Linked DNA regions of Mus musculus: region 1 is linked to region 2. The links are chromatin loops, found by intact Hi-C in ENCODE. Cell type or tissue: heart. All regions are shown on one strand. Each heading gives the region's core, and the rest is flanking DNA. Links, peaks and the distances in the headings are about the cores only. Region 1 holds the start of Plxna4os1 (plexin A4, opposite strand 1). Region 2 overlaps Plxna4 (plexin A4).

Region 1 (8,514 bases), core at 1,961-4,460, 51 kb after region 2:
AGTGCAAAGTGTCTGGGGGCTGGAAAAACAACCCAACAAATTGTAGCCAAGGTTCCCAAGAATCAAGAGCCCTGCTTTCAGGAATCTCATAAAGGATGGGAGGGGCTAAATATCAGGGCAGAAGAAGGCCAATTGTGTCCCAGAAGCTCCGTGGGGAGTAGGGGCAGCTTCCAAAGCTTAATTATTCTACTTCTGTACCTATGGAGCAATGGAAGCCACAAACCAAGGCAACCAAAGAAAGCAAAGGTTTCTTTTTATACTAATGTTGAAACCTCGGTATCTTTGGGTACCAAACTGTGGCCCAATGTCATCGGGCATCCGAGGAGTCTTTTGATAGTCATGATAACAAGCTAGTCTTCTAATAGGGTAGCATGACTACTAATTTCTAATATATTCCCAAGAGAGGGGCAGTAACCCTGACATGCTTTCTGCAAGCCAGGCCATAGCCAACATCAAGTGTTTGCCATGTCCCCTCCAAAGGGTTGCTGAGCAGCACCACCAGAGAGCAGCTCAGTCAGGAACCTGGGGGCTGGACCCATGACCTTCTCCTCATTAGCCCAGCTGCTGAGGACCCCAAGTTCCTCCCTCTAATAAGTAGCCAGGGAATGGCACAATGGAGGTCTGCACAGGCCACAGCTATGAACCAGCTTGGCAAGAGAGTCAGATCTCTGCAGGTGGCAACTAGGCTGGGAGCAAATCTAGTGGCCTCTCCCCCCCCCCCCAACGACCGGACCCCTGGGGACTCCCAGAGAAGTTTCTCAGCCTTGTGGGCAGTACCAGCCAAACTCCACCAGGAAGCTTCCATCCCCTTCTAGACCTTAGCTTTACCCGCCCCTAGCAGCTGCCTGTCAGGGGCAGATAAATCCCATACAAAACCACCCATCCATCCCAGCTCTTGCTCCCCCTCCCAGAGTTTAAGGCAGGCAGCCACAGCCACCATTCGAACTATAATTGAGGTGAGGATTGCCACGATGATTAAGTTTGTGTGTTTCCTGGCGGGTACAGGGAAGCAGTGGCCCTGCTCACCAGGCTGAATTATGGGGTAGGTCATTCCCTTGTTAGTGGGGATAAATTTTATTAGCTCCACTCATGTTGCCGTGTATCTTCCTCTCTTGCTCCTCCGGCCTGTGTGTCTGGGTAATGTCGCCTGCATGCAGGATAAATCAGGAGAACAGATCCCATTATATTTTGGAACACTGACAGAGACATAGTAATGACACGGAGAACGATACTGGTTTTCTTTGCTCTCAGGGATGCCGATGTGTGTCTGTGGACAGCATAGGGGGCCAGACTCACTAGGGAGAAGGACCTAAATGGACAGATAGAATGAGGAAAGTGCCCTTGGTTGTCTCTTCCTTCTCTAACTTTGTTAACGAAATGAGAGCAGTTGCCAGTGTGTGGATGTGTGATCATTCCCTTCAGCCTTACAAAATTAAAGGACACTGGAGAGGCAAAGCAAAGAGTGTAGCTTAAAAGATGTCTTTTCCTGGCACAGTGTCTGAGCCCCCATCACGTGTGCATAGAGAAAGGAAGACAGGCCAGCAAACAAGCACATCCTAGGGACTAAGACACCGAATGCAACCTCAGTTATATACAGTCCAAACCTCTCCAAAGAAGATAATGATGGTGTAAATCCATCAATAAACCACGGGGACAGTATAACCAGAAGTGGGGGTGCAGGGTGGGGTTGGGATCATTTGCATTCATCAAGGGGTTCTAAGGGCCTTCCCTTACTTTCTAATAACATCGGTGTGTTTCTTTTTTGCTTTTTATGGAATATATACTGTCTCACCAACTCCTTCCTTAGCATAAAATTAGAGCAGAAGGGGAACTGTTTACTGGCCTTTTGATAGTTCATGAGCAGGTGCTGGCTGAGGCCCAAAGGTCAGGACTCCCTGGCCAGCATCCTTGCCAAGATACCACCCTGTGTAGATGAAATGAATTAAAGGGAACTCTACATCTGGGGTGATTGGTGAGGTACATTCATGTGTTGATGGATAAGATGTCCAACATCCCATTTCAGTCTGTGCTATGCCCACTGAATGAGTCTCATGTGTACAAATACACATACACACTTGTATACGTATGAGAGAGAAATATCACCGTGTTCATGGCTGAGGGTCCTGTGTGAGCAGGAGAGGAAAGAAGCCACAAAGATAAAACAGAGGTGATGAAACATGAAGATAGTGGTTTAGAGCAAGACAAGGAGAAGCAACAAGAGGGGAGATGGACACACGGAAGTTGTGTGCACATGCGGGCATATTTACCAGTGTGCATGACATTGTGCCGAACCTGCAAAGTAATGTCTCAGCAGGGTGAGGATCCATGTCCTTAAGTCATAGCTCAGAAACTTATAGACTGAGTCTCTTGAATGTGTCTGTTTTAAAATTTGTGTGATTCTTGGGTCCCCCCCCCCCAATACACACACACACACTGACCTGCTGGCCTCCCAAGTGGCATCTTGGGAGAACACCATACGCCAACCTTGGACTTCCTCCCACCAGATCTAGCTCATCCCCCAGGACTTGGCCATCATCACATGACCTCAAAAGATCCAGATGGGACTTCTACTGCAATTCCTCCTGACCAAGAATGCCTTTAGACCTGGATGCCTAGTACTGGAGCTACATTGTGGGGAGACATGGGGGTGGGCAGGGAGGGAACTTCTGTCTTGGGGTTGCCTTACCACTGGCATTTGAAGTTTAAATAAGGAAATTGTGTACTCAAAGGGCTTACAAGGAGTGAGGGCTTGCAATGTGTACCTATTTCACGAACTTGTTTAGTGGTTTGTAGTGTTGACAAGATTGGTTGGAATGAGAAGGGGGGCAGGGTGTGGAAGAGGAGGAGTTCCTGGACCAAGGGAGTGTGAGTGCCAAGCAAAGAGAGGAACCCTTGCCTCTCACCATAACAGGAAACAAACCCATGTAGTCAGAGTCCAGCTTCCTGCTGACAGAGAAACGAAAACAGCACAAGCAGACCGGCTGAGGCTGGCCTGGGACAGCTGCCTGGCTATTCCGGATGCTCGTTTTCACGGGGTTCAGGATCTCAGGCGCCAGGCAAACCTGAGTGACCAGCTATGCTGGGACACAAGGCCAGCATGAGTGCAAGGGGATAACCCTGCCTACTTCCTAGGACTACCTGCTGTGTCTGGGAATCAGTTGAATCACACAGCATGTAGGGATGGAGTCCTCCTTCATATCAACGGTGTATGCTGTTGGGCAGAAAGTGAAAATGAAGCTTGTTCTTGTACCTCTGGGACCCCCATGGAACTGGTAAGGCCAGTGGGTAAACCTTCAAGTCATATGGGAGCTTGGCCCAGCCATAGTTCTTCCAGAAAGGCCTCTGGAATCTTGGGAGAAGTTTGCAGACTGCATTAACTTGGAGAGTCCCATTTGTACCCAATACTCAGTGTCTAGGACCACACATTCCTAGATGGTCCTTGCACAGGAACCTTGCCAACCCAGACAAGTTCTACTGGCCTTGCACTGAGACATGCTATGGGAGAAGTAGTGGGCTTGAGATTCAGACACACAGTATGCTCTAGACTGTAGAACATACTTAGCATTAATTACATAATACTAACCTCAGTGCTTGACTCTCTGTCCCTCTATGCCCTTGGGGATTGGAGCCTGACTATTCTGTTGCTCTGTAGGACTCTGGGAACAATGAAAGAGGGGCATGAAGCACATTGCACACTGGCAGGGCAGGGCTATGCAAAGCTGTGGTGGTCCTCACCGTCTACCCCCAGTATGAGGGCCTGATAGGTGACTGGTGATGATTCAAAGTAAGAGTCCCTGCCCCATGGACCCACTTGTTTGTTGTTTGTTTGGTTTGGGTTGGGTTGGGTTGGGTTGGGTTTGGGTTTTTTGGTTTTGGGTTTTTTTTTTTCCTAGCAGAAGGTCACTCTGAGGTCAAAACTCACAGAGAAGAGGAAGTGGTCTGTATCCACTCTGTGTCTGCTTCCCACTATCAGCCCTAGACTGGTCCTGCCGGGTGCTTCTCAGCTGGTTTCAAACTCAGACTTCAGGAAATGGAGTGATAGACACTCCCTTGACTACAACCTTTGTCCCATCTACAGGGTGTAGTGATCCACTTCCCTTTCACATTCCTGGAGACTGAGGTCTTTCCTTGATCTTGGCCAGTCTGTTGCCTAGTTGCCTAAAACATTCCCAGGATTTAAGATGTTTTCTCTACTCCTTGACTTACTTGGAGCCAGAGGCTAGGGCTCTATAAGGGAACTCAGCAAACTAAAGAGGGAGAAGAATGTAGGGAGCCACGTCTAGGACAACCCCTAGACTCATGAAGGACACAGACCCTTAGCTCGCAACAATGTCCTCCCCAAAGTGGGCTGTCTATTTCATATTAGAACTGTCAAGTTTCTGTGGGAAAGGCTGGCCATCACAGAGTCCTAGCATAAGACAGAAAAGGTAGATTCTCGGTCCCATAGCCTTAGAGGTGTGTGCTCTATAAGCAGAGATTTGCAGAGACCCTTTGAAGTAGGCTACAAAGGGGGCCAGAGCCAGGATCAGTGGTGAGAAGCTACAGAAATACAAATTAAATCAAATTGGTTAACCCTCCTAGATGCCTTCCTAACAAATTGGCCTCAGGTTAGACTCCTTGAGTCCCAGCACAACCTAAGACCCCAGCCATATCTTTCTAGCTCTCTTATGCCTAGGCTCTCAATGAGATCTTCTGAGCATTGTATAGGTTCTACTGCCTTCATTATTAGGTCCTTTTTCCATTTGGATTAGAGATGAACAGGACACAGGAAAAGAAAGGCTCAGAAAGCAAAGTTGGAGGATGCTTCCATCCCCAAACACCTAAAGATGCCTCACCAGCTCCCACAGTGTCTATATCCAACACAGCCCAGGCACTGACACTTGCAAATGTTTCTATACTCATAGCCACTCAGTCATAGGAGACCACTCCTGGCCGTTCCCAGCCTCTCTTCTGACATGAATACAGCCAGTCTTCCTCGCCCATGGAGAAGCAGAAGCACCATTGAGTTCTCTGATAGTTGCAATCAGAAGGCTCTGGATTCATGAGTTAGGCAAGTGACCCAGGGTCAGACCACTCTCAGCTCTGAGTTCAGGAGAAGAAATATAGGTGTCAGGAAATGGAAAAGGCCATATAAGCTCAATAAATATCTTCTGATAGGCATTCTAATTTTCATAATCAGAATAAAGTGTATAATCAAAACAAATCTCTGGTCATATCCCCTTTGTAAACTCTCCAAGTTATAACTACAATAAAACCCACAGGTATTCCCACCCTCCAAACACAAACCCTTAAAGTCAACCTCTTAAGTTGTAGCCTCCTTTGGTTATCTCCAGCAACAGCAACTGCAATGATAAGTTTTATGTCAGCTTGACACAGCTAGATTGAAGAATTCTCAATAGAGTAAAGCCTCCATAAGATTCGCTTGTGAGCACATCAGTAGTGCATTATCTTGGTTGATGATTGATAAGGGAGGGCCTACCACCACTTCTAGGCTAGTGGTCCTGGGTGCTACACAAAGCCATCTGAGCAAGCCATAAGAGCAAGCCGCCTCCATGGCCTCTGAATTAGCTCTTGTTTCCACCCTGGCTTCCCTTAGTGATGGACTATGATATGGAACTGTGTGTTTGAATAAACCCCTTTCTCTCCAACTTACCTCTGATTGTGGCATTTATCTCAGTAATAGAAACTCTAACTAAGACACGGTCTGAGACTCGGTTCCCACTTTACAGACCCTGAGGGAGCTCCAGATTCAGAGCCAAAAGAAGATTCCAGAGTTCACCTTGTCCCTTCTGTCTCTAGACTGGAAGAAACAACAGAACTGGAGATGGGTCACAGGAAAGCAGGATGCCAACATAGCTGACACCGGGGACAGTGTGGCAGGACTGTCTGGCTGATGCTGACATTGTGTGCCCTCCGGGACATGTGTGGTCTGAGCTGAGCCCAAATGAATTGTAACCAGAGAGCCTGAGCAAAGGAACGTGGGTATCAAGCAAATCAAAGGAAACCGATACTGTGCATTAGAAGCTGGCCTGGCCTCCTTTAGCCTGGCTGGGAGACAGCCCTAGCCCTGTGCGCTTTCTGGCCTCCCCCTCCCTATTCTCAGCTCTGAACTCTCCTCTAACTTGAAAGAGCTAATTAAAGCCAAAAGAAAAAAAAATCAAAAGCTTGTTATCTGGCTCCATTACTCCCAGTCCTGGCATTGGTCTGCCTCGCCAAGCTGTACTCCCTCTGTTTGCTCCAAGGATACCGTGCAGTGTTAGGACCTACTGCTCTGTAGGCCTCTGTGGTGAACTTGGCTTTTGTATTACGGCAGAAGTGAGAACAGGATAGATACCAGTCAAATGGACCCCTACAGATGCTGTTGCTTCCCAAAGCCAAGCCCAGAACAATTTTCTAGTAAGTTTTCTAAAGAAAACTGTCAGAGAAAACTTCCCAAACCCTCTGATCTCAAAAGAACTATCTGTTTGGTGATTATACTACCATGCAATCTTCAGGCATGAGCAATGTCTGCACATGGGTGTGTAAATGCATTGGTGGAGATATGTATTGCATTGTATTCAAGTGTGTCAGAGAACTCAAATATAAAATGAATCTTTAAAGAAGGCACTGTGGGTTGAAGTTCTCTCCCTTCCAAATGCAAATATAGATTTAAATTTGATTGCATTTTAATAGCATCAAGAGAACCTGGGTAATAGGTCTGGGGAGGAGCTCGGGGGTTAAAGCACTTGTTATATAGGTGTGAACCCTGATTTTGGATTTACAGAATCCTATGTAAACACTGGGTGGACATAGCAGCCCACCTATGATTCCAGCCTTGAAGGCCCCTGAACAAGCTGGCTAGCAAAACTAGCCATATTGCTGAGCTCTGTGTTTTACTGAAAGACGCTAATCTCAAAGAGTAAGGTGGAAGGGTGTTTGAAAATGATTTCCCATATCAACCTTGGGACCTATACATACACTGGGTCTACACAATTATAGCCTCTCCCAGAATATATAGAAAAATAAAAGAAGAGGTCAGATAGTTAAGAGATGATTAGTGTGTGGGTTCATTTGTTGTTGTTGTTTTATTTTGCTTTTGTTTTTCAAGACACGGTTTCTCTTCATAGCCCTGGATGTCCTAGAATTCACTAGGTAGAACAGTCTGGGCTCTTAAATTAACAAAGATCCACCTCTCTCTGCCTCCTAAATTCTGGGATTAAAGGCATGTGCCACCACTCCTGGCTTGGATTAATTCTTTTATTGTAGGAGTGGGTTAAGAATGAGATGAGCTGTCTATTTCTTTCTCTTGCCTTGCCTGCATCCTCCTGTCATGTTGTGATGCAGCAAGTGGGACCTCAACAAATGTACACACTTGGTTGTAGACTATGGCAACCTCCGAAACTATTTGAAATATATTTCTGCTCACAATTAGTGATTCAGTCTTGTCATTCCACTAGAGAAGTATGAGGGTTCTCTATACTTATCTTCTACTGTTTTCCCCAGCTAACCTGTGTTTAAGTGTTCAATACACACACACACACACACACACACACAGAGAGAGAGAGAGAGAGAGAGAGAGAGAGAGAGAGAGAGAGAGAGAGAGAGCACAGCACAAATATGGTTTATCATTGACCACCTACACTTAGGAACACTTCAGAGTTCCCCAAGTTCATAACATCCCCATAGACCCTCTTGACTATATCATCTACCACCCAAAATAAATGGCTCCAGGATTCTTGCCTTGAATTCCCTTCCTGAAAGACTGTGACTTGTAGGCTGAAATAAACCCTTTCCTCCCCAAGTTGCTTTTAGTTGTGGTCTTTATCCTAGCAATAGAAACCTAACTAAGAAAGACCTCTTTTCCATGGCACTATGAGCAAAGAAGATATTTTATAAATTGGTTGATCTCATTTTATCTCCCCTTTACTCTCATTTGCCATTTTAAGAGACATGCAAGGGGCTAAATAAAACCATAATTCTCTGAAATCCCATGTCTATCTCAAATACAAAAGACTTCCCATGTTAGCAACTGCCTTTCTTGAATCTTCCATCATTTTACTAAGCTTCTCCACCAGGTCAAAATATAAAGAACATCAACCTCACACGTTTCCATCCAAACACTGCTGTCCTGTTGCTCATAGCCAACAAGAGACCAGAATGAGGTGCCTATAAGAAATACACATTTTAGCTCTAGCTGATGCCTTCATACTAAAGATGCTTTGCTGGTGACAGTCCAAATTAATGAGACCCAAAATGGAGACCCATTGAAATGCCATTAGAGGCTACAAAGCTGGGGTCTTTATCACCCACCGTCCAGGCCCACAAGATCCCTTCTCACTCACCGCACTGCTGCAAGGGATGTCCTTCACCTTGAGCCAGGCCAGGTCTAGTGTTCCCTCACCCCTATAACAGGACTGCAGGCGGTCCTTAATGCGATCATTGATCTGCTTCAAGATGAAGATGCACAGGGCAGACTCATCCAGAGATTTCATCTTCCGCTTCTGGCCCTTGGAGAAGACGGTGAAGAGGAGGTCG
Region 2 (8,514 bases), core at 2,420-4,919:
TAGCTTCTTTGCCCAGTGATCTGTTGCTTTGTTATATTAGAATTGCAAACAAATGTTCTCATCCCAGCCTTCTCTCCCCCTCCCCTGCTGGCATCTAGAATTCAGCATTGATTTTCCTGGCCCCGCTCCACTGCTTGACTGACATTCCTGGATGATTCCCCCTTGGAGACCTTGAGCTGACTCAACAGGCTCTCACTAGAGCCCAGAAGGAAACAGCCAGAGATACTAAGTTAGTTTTTAATCCCTTCTTTTCCTGATCTCAAGGGCCAAGTCACAGTGGCCCGTTGACTCCATTTCTATTATCCAAATACATGATGGTTATATTCCTGCTTCAAAGTGCCCAAAAGTTGGGGAAGAGGTCCCCACAAAATTCCTGCTCCTGGGAGGTGTGAGCTTGTGAGTTTTGATCTCGCAAGTACTGATGTTTGGCATAACTTGGGTTCCTTTGGCTGAGGAGGGTACTCTGGACCAAAAATGGTTCCAAAGGTCTATGGAAGATCAGAAAGGCTTAGTGGTAAGAGGGCTGTGACATCCTGTTGTATATAGACAGGCCATAATCTCTAACCCATCATACCAGAAGGCTCATCTCAAGAAGGAGGGCCTCCCTACTAAGTACAAGAACCTAAACACACAAGGAGGCCTTTCTCCCAACTTACCATTTCTGATTCTGGTAAGTACATGGAGATCTAGGCACCAACCAGGGCAACCCTTCCCTGTTTGAGCTTCCATCCCCAATGGATGCTGACCTGCTGACCTGCTGACCTGTGGAGCACAGGACTATTAGGTTTTTAGGAATACTGGATCAGGTTGTCAAATTAATCAATAGTTTACATTCACTGTAGTAGAATTTTTACATTACAAAAACTGCATTATGCTATATACATAAGAACACATTTCCCCCAGATTTTCCAGTTGTTAATGAGGAAGATACCCAGCTTTGGTATCCGCTTAGGTGCAAAAAATAGGCACGGGAAGGATGGGTAAGATGGAGGTGAGTTGAGGAATCCACATTCTTTGATATTTTAGAAAGAACAATCTTCGATCTAAAGGTCACCCTCTTCTTAAATGCAGCTCTACTTTGCGTAGGTAATGCTTCTTCCCTGGAGAAAATAACTACTGGTCGGGCTCTGAGACCTTAGCTGGAGAGAATGATGGGAGTGGGGTCCTAGTATTTCCCAAGAACCAGAAATTGTAGATGAAAGAGCTGGCAAAGAGCTCTCAGGTGCAGATTGAATTCTGTATGCCCTTTGTCTACAGCCAGCCCTGGATCTCTTCAGCTTGTACAAATGTTTATTCTCCATAGCTAACTGATGAACTCATCAAAAGTAGAGATTGTGCCTCTATTTTTTTTATAAATCTTCCATGGGTCCTGAGTAAGGTACTGAGGACATAAACAATTAATAGATATTTAGGTTAGTAATTTACGCTGGATTCAATTATACGGGCAGCAAGCCCTTGACTTATCATCAACGATCAGACTTTGAATACCATTTTTGCAACAAAGTCAAAGTTAGCCTGCTTACTACATTGATAATCCCTGCATCAGGTACAACCTTGGCCTTATCTTTGAGTCTGGAGTTGATGCCCACGTCTTTCCTCATTCCTGCTGTGCCATTAACTGGTGTCCCTTTCTATAGTTTTCTAGCTTTCTGGTCTCTTAATCCATGTGGTTTGGGACTTGGGTTCTTAGTAAGCTGATAATAGCATGGTTTCTAATGATGTGGGACAGTGCAGCTAGACTACTCTAACTAAGAGGATCTAAACTCAAGTCAGTACAGCAAAGCAAGTGCCACCATTCAAAGGGTTCAGAAGCAAGGAGAGACCAATGGCTCAAAACCTCCTACCTTAGATGATCATTTCAGGGACACTGTACTCCAAGGAAATGAGGGGATGAAACCTGGCCCCACCAAGGAGTGAAGGGGCACTGGGCTTGCCTGTCACATACAGCCGCCTACATCTACCAAGCTCTGTAAGGTCTTCATCCAGAACCACGGGTGCAGTTCCTCCAGGGCTTGGACACAGAGCAAAGTTTTCTGACAATGCTGTTGCCTCTAATAAGACACCATCCTCTCCATTCCTCTTGGGTACCAACTCCTGCTTGTTATCTCTCAGATTTTTCTCCCATCCAGGAAGATGATGACTGTCATTTGGGTCCCTCTACATACAGATCAGCAAACTATCCACAGAAGCTGAGTGCATTCAGGCTTACACAGGAAGTTGTTAAAGGTATGGGGCTGGAATGTAGCTCTGGAACTATGTGGCCTTTTCTGTTCCTTGCTGTCATTACTTAGTGTTTGTCTTCCTAAAACTGAGAGACAACAACAAAGCCCCAGTCTCTCCTTGTTTTCTAGGAATCCATACCACATGGTTCCCAAAGGATGGAGAATGTTCCCACCTGCAGACAAGTCTTCCCACAGAGGCAGATGTTATCTCAGGCTGCATCAGAAAGCCTAGACCATAAATGATTCTGAAACATGAGTTCTGTTGTTAATGGGGAGCTCAAAGGGTCCGTTAATTCCATTACTGCCTCGGCAGCAGCAATGACTCTCATTTCCTTTGTCTCCTTTTCCTCCCCATCTCCAGTCATTCAGTTCAAATAAAACTGGGATAGGGGTGGGGCACCAAGACCAGAACCCTACCATGCCTGAATCAGGTGAACACTCCAGCATTCTCGAAGCAAAAGAATCTTCTCAACCTGCTATAGAATCAAAGCCTTACCATCCCTCAAAAGCTCCCCCTGCCCGTGGTGGGTCTCATTAGCTCTTTCTTAGGAATTCGAGACTAGTTTTTGCATATCCTTGAGTAAGATCTGTATTCTACATTGACCTGGAGTGCTCTGGGCAAGTTAGTGGCCCAGAGGCTCAGCTATATAGAGCAGTTGCTATGTCTCTGTTTTCACCACTCAGGATACCAGCAGAGGTTAATTGTTTCAAACTCACCCAATCACTCAAGGTTTAGAAACCTCCAGAAAGAATACCGACACTTTTAGGTCACCTTGCCTTTATATCTTAGCCTGTGAGGTATGGAATGTATGAGTTCGAAGATCCTACTTGCTACCGTACACATTTAAAACCTGAGATGGGTTCTTCCACCCCACAGGAGACCATGTCTCAAAGGAAATGGAGAGACTAGATCTGGCCAGCCCTGCTCTCTCCAAGTCAGGCTCACTCTCTACAGCTGAGGCCTCAGGTATCCTTGGCTGGGGAATGACTCTGGGCTAGCTGGATTCTCCACCTGTATGCATATGTATTCATTCTCTCTCTCTCTCTCTCTCTCTCTCTCTCTCTCTCTCTCTCTCTCCCACCCCCTACACTCCTGTGTTCCCTGTATTACCATGGACAGCTATGGTGGTATCCATCAGCACTTTCACCAACAAGAACCCATGTGCTGAGCAACGCAGAAGGCATTTGGGAGCCAGACGATGACGGGGATGATGAATGCAGTCCCCAGAAAAATCCAGGAGCTAAAGAACACACAGAAAAAAAATGCGTATTTAAAAACAGAAAAGTCTATTCCCACGTGGAATCTTTAGAGCTTCTTACATTGTTTTCTTATGACAAGGGAGTGGGGGTGGGGAGATGTGCTTTTTTTTTTTTTTAATTGATGTCTGTGCTTTGATGTGCCTGGTGGACTGGGCAGGTGACAAAATGTCTCTGCCTTGGAGAGTCTGTCTAGGAGAAGAAGGCAAGTGGCTGGTCTGTGGGCCCAGTGAGACTTCACGTGACCGAGCATAACCAGGCTCTGACACTGCATCGGCAGCCTGGAACAGACTGGGCATGTCAGACACCGCAGAGGCAGAGCTGTACAAGTTGTGTGTTTATTGGTTGGAAGTACTTTCCTGGAGATAGAGCCAATGATCTCCCTCTTCCGTAAATTAACAAACTGCTGTTTCCTTTATCCTCCGTGTGCACATTCTTCCTAAAAGGAAACTCAGAGCATCAGAAACCGAAGCATGACATCACACTTCCTTCCCCACCAAGCCCCTCCCATTCCAGAAGGGAACACTGGGAGGACACTCAAGAGGGTCTCAGCCTTTTCTCTGTTCTATTTTTAGTTCGGATCTGGCTTCTCCATGGGAGTCAGAACGAAGGCAAGAAGATGCTTTTCCTCCCCTGCTCTGACCACGGGACCATTTCCAAAAGAACTCGAAAATGTTTATCTGTCATCATCTTCCACAGCAAGGCATTCTGGCACTGTGCATTGAGCAAGAAGAATCAGACCAGCATGGCGAGATGGAAGAGCAAGGAATGAAAGGCCAACCACCTGCCTCCTGCATTTGTGTCCCGTCCTCTACGATGCTTTTCAAGTTTTTTCAGGCCTTTCCCACACAGGGAGCTTCAAACATGCCCACCTCTACCAAGCACATATAAGCAAGAAGGAAAGGAAGTGAAATATTCTGACACAGGAAAAATCCAATGGTAGCCACGGTGGGTTGGAGGGAGAGAGGGAAATGCTTAAAAAGGCACAGTAGAGATAGTTTCTAATCTCAGATCCTCCCTGAAATGGTTCCTGGAGAACAGCCACATGCACAGAGCACTGCATGCCAGGTGAGGGCCAAGGTTCTAGCTCCATGGAGTCCTACCAATCATGCCCATAGAGAAAGAAGCAAAGAAAGGCAGACCTGCTATCTGCCTATGAGCAACTCTATTCCAGTCCAAGTTTTCTCGGCTGGGAAGGGGAAGGGGCCAGGAGACATGAGCATCGATGCAAGGGTCAGAGAAACAAGTATCAGCTGCAAGGAGGCTCCCAAGATGGTCGGAAATGAAGGTCCTAATTACATTCCTCCATTGGTGATGACCTTGGGTCACCACACACCAGCAATTATTTACTCTGGCAAAGTGATTAGGGAATTGGGACTAGGGAATGGATACATATTGGGATAGAGACACGTGGGGCTTCCAAAGATGAGGTGGGCAGTGGGAATGATTCTGCTTTTGCATCTGCCTTTTTCCTAATTAGGGTCACCACAAACACCAGTTAGGGAGCTGGGTATCGCCTTATCCTTTTCTGCTTAGCTAGGAGCTCAGAAATGATGAGGAAGACTGAAAAGGAGAATGATGGGTAATGGGCTAAAGAAACAACTTCTCATCCACAGATGCAGATGCAAAGAAGGTATAAGATAAAGAAATTTCAGCAAAGGATGTAAGGAAAGCATTCATATCAGAACTGTAGAGCAGGAGGTTCAGAGAGACTGGAAACACAAGGTGACAGGAAGCCTAAGCTAGGACGAACAGTGTGGTCCAGGAGGAGTCCCACACATGGTCCCTGGACCAGCAGTAACCCCCAGGAGCTTGCTAGAATGCTGACCACTCAGGCCCTACCTTAGCTCCTTTTACTCAGGAACTGCATTAGCAAATCTAGTGATATGGAAGAGACGAGGCCTCTGAAGGAGTCTCACTCATATCCTGAAAAGAAAAAGGAAAAAGCCTGCAAGGTACAGGAACTCCAGCTTCCTAGTCCGTCTTGTGCCTACCACGGTGCTTGAAGTTCATCCTTGAGGTTAGGCTGAGGCTAGGCTTGACTTTCACTGCTCTCCGGCAATGCTGTCTGCTGTAAGCAGAATCTGCATCTGAGTTCATGGTTACTTTGGAAATAGAATTAGGGTTTTTCCACGTGCTGAACAGAACCCCAGTCTTGGCTCCCTGGTGTGGACAGCAGATACTCGCTTATCCAGTGGCCAACTGAGCTCCATGTGTTTATTATAACCTCACCATATATTGTATGCTGTATACTATAGAAGTCACCAATACTGCAATTGGAAGTCAGGGGTGCTTAGTGTACCTACTATGTGTTAGGGCATGTCTTGGGAACTTTGCACACATTGCCTCACTCAACCTATCTGATGGCAGAAGAAAGCAAGGATGTTGATCCTTGAAAAATCAAGGATGCTTAGTATGCCTACTATGTGCCAGGACATATCCCGGGAACTCCACACACATTACCTCCCTCAACCTTGCTGATGGCAAAAGAAAGCATATTCTGAGAGGTGATGTCACTTAGGGCCACATGCCAACCAAGACACATCTCAGACTTCCTATCCTTGGCTCTACATCACCCTGCCTTCTCAGTACCCTATTAGTGTTAAAATGGCAACAAGATCTCTTCATTTTCTTTGAAGTTTATTTGCAAGCCACAGAGCCAAAGCTGCTTCATTATGTATCTAGGAGGAGCTAGGTTTCTGTGAGAAACATGTGCTGGCACTAACAAAACCCAGGTTAGGGAAAAAAAATGGGAGAGAAAAAAATGCCAAAAGGGTCGAGGAGAAAACTGAGTTGGTGAGGGATTGTGCGCCTGCCTCAAGTTTATGCAGAAGCCCTAACCCCCAGGATCTCAGATCATGACTATTGTTGGAAGTGACCTTTAAAGAGGTAATTGAGTTAACATGAAATAATTAGGGCAGACCCTAGTATTAAAAGACTGGTATCCTTCCAAGTGGAGGTGTTTCGGACACAGACACACAGAGAAGGTAGATATGGAGAGAAGGCAGCAATCCTCATGCCAAGAAGAGAGGCTTTAAGAGAAACCAGTGGTGCTCACACCTTGACCTTGGACTTCCAGTCTGCCCAGTGGCCATGCCAGTGCTTTCAGACATGAACTCCATGGTTCTTTGATATAACAACCCGAGTGGATGAATATGGCCTCTCCTTGCCCACTAGAGTAGCCCACTGCCCACAGCTCCTGCAGGGTAAGCTCAATGCATCTTTCCTCTGGCTGGACCATGGATTTAGCCAGGCCTCAAGGTGATAGACTTCTCTGAGAGACATCACAGGCTGCCTTGCCTGGGCCACCTGCTGTCTTTAGCATCATCTGACTCTGTCTGTACCTGTGATGCAGGTACTTAGGGGGCCATAGCAGCCACCTTGCTGTCTGCTTCCTTTCCAACAGGTGCCAGTGGGTATGTGAAGCCCGAGGTTGGAGACCTACACAGTAGAGATAGAATATTTCCTTCTAGAGGATATGTTTTTCCAGGGGCTCAGAGGTGTACTGCCTTTAAGTATGGTTTTAGGGAACTGGAGAGAGACAGCTGGCAGCCCAAAGCATAAAATAAAAAAAAGAATGGGAAGACCAATACATATTGAATTGTGTCAAACTAAATCATGCTCATACACATAAATACTACCCTCACATACATACCTATACATGTGCACAACATATACATACACACCCATTCTCACATAGATACATGCACCTATACATATGCACCCATATATATATATATATATATATATATATATATATATATATATATACCCACCCCACACATACACATACATATGCACATGGTATATACGCATGCCTGTATCATACTCACATATACATTCACTTACATACACCAAAGGACTATTTCTATTCATACCTGGAGACATGCCAATTCCCAGTGTACTCCCACACAGGCATGCACACGTGCACATCCTAGGCAACACACACATGCTCTGCCTGCACATCTGTTGGGAGCCCACAGTATGTTTGCTGAGTGAACACCCTCCTCGGAGAATCCCCACTTTGCATTCTCTACACATCCGCTCTCTCTGGGCAACAAATCTGCATGGAATGCGCAGCTGTGAAGAGAGTTAGGCAAGCAGAGAAGGCTGCCAGGACAATCTATGTGGCCTGGTGGAAGGGAGGGAAATGCTGTCCAGAAAGCCCACAGCCAGTTTTTGGTGGCAGTAGTGCATCTTCCTAGTAGACTCAGATGAGCCCTCAGACCCTCAGCTCCCTCGCTTGGCTAACGCCCATGCCCATTAACCCCTCCCCCCACATCAGGAGATTTCAGAAGAAGGTCAGAGCATGTAAGATTTCAGCAGAATGAAGGTAAGGTTCACCTCTCTGTCCCTGTCTGTGATAAACCTGAGAAAGTACTGACAGCAGGCAGGAAGGAGATGAAGTTGTTGTGTTTCCACACTGTGACAGTTTGGGGTTCCTATCTTGCCTCTTCTCTGCCTTCGTTTCCTAATGCCACACAGTCTTTCCTGGGCGAGACGGGGCTGGAGGTGTAGAGCTAAGCCACAACAACCAGAGGGGCTAATCAACCAGGTCTGGACAGTGATGGGATTAAAGTCGGTGACAAATTTTATTACAGAGCTCTAACCGTGCCCAGATAAGTGTGTGACGAGAAGATAACAACTCAGCCGTGAGCCAGCAAGTCACTGGGGAGCCCTTAACAGACTGAGCCCATGATGGGCTGGGGCGTGGGGGGTTGGGGGGGGAGGGAAACAGGACAGGGGGAGGGAAGAAGGACATGAATATTGTTTTCTTTCCCAGCTGTTGCTATGTATGACCAAATACCTGGCAAACTGCAACTTAAAGAAGGGTTTATTTATTTTGTCTCATGTATAAGAGACTGCCTTCAATTTCAGAAGAGCCTCTGTACTTGGGGATTTTGAACAACGTTCAAACTGTTCAGTTGTAGAGGACTCTTCAGAATGAGCTTCAGGTTTGCTTTGAATTATGAGATGTCCGTGAGCCTTTAAGGACTAGGGATGGAATGTTGTGATTAAAAGTGATGTGTCTGGG

What was found. Hi-C counts contacts between places; a loop is a spot of excess contacts. Peaks named below come from ENCODE experiments on the same cell type or tissue, not always from the same donor. Only the 100,000 strongest peaks of a DNase experiment are listed, where the experiment ranks them.
Region 1: a loop joins it to region 2, with 6 times the contacts of the local background. A loop is called at or near these places in 3 of 42 quality-filtered maps.

Annotation. Positions count from the first base shown.
Region 1 is chr6:32,508,174-32,516,687 of GRCm38, forward strand. It overlaps Plxna4 (plexin A4), which reads right to left. Exons shown (of 32, transcript NM_175750.3): 2 at 8,322-8,514. It overlaps Plxna4os1 (plexin A4, opposite strand 1), which reads left to right and starts at 2,968. Exons shown (of 2, transcript NR_040277.1): 1 at 2,968-3,272; 2 at 5,800-7,403. In heart, for the core only: no CTCF peak of the experiment used is centred there; DNase peaks (open chromatin) are centred at 2,518, 3,028 and 4,028; H3K27ac peaks cover 1,429 bases.
Region 2 is chr6:32,456,735-32,465,248 of GRCm38, forward strand. All of the region lies in intron 3 of Plxna4 (plexin A4), which reads right to left. Among named protein-coding and RNA genes, the nearest start is that of Plxna4os1, 50 kb to the right of the region's middle. In heart, for the core only: no CTCF peak of the experiment used is centred there; a DNase peak (open chromatin) is centred at 3,867; H3K27ac peaks cover 1,829 bases.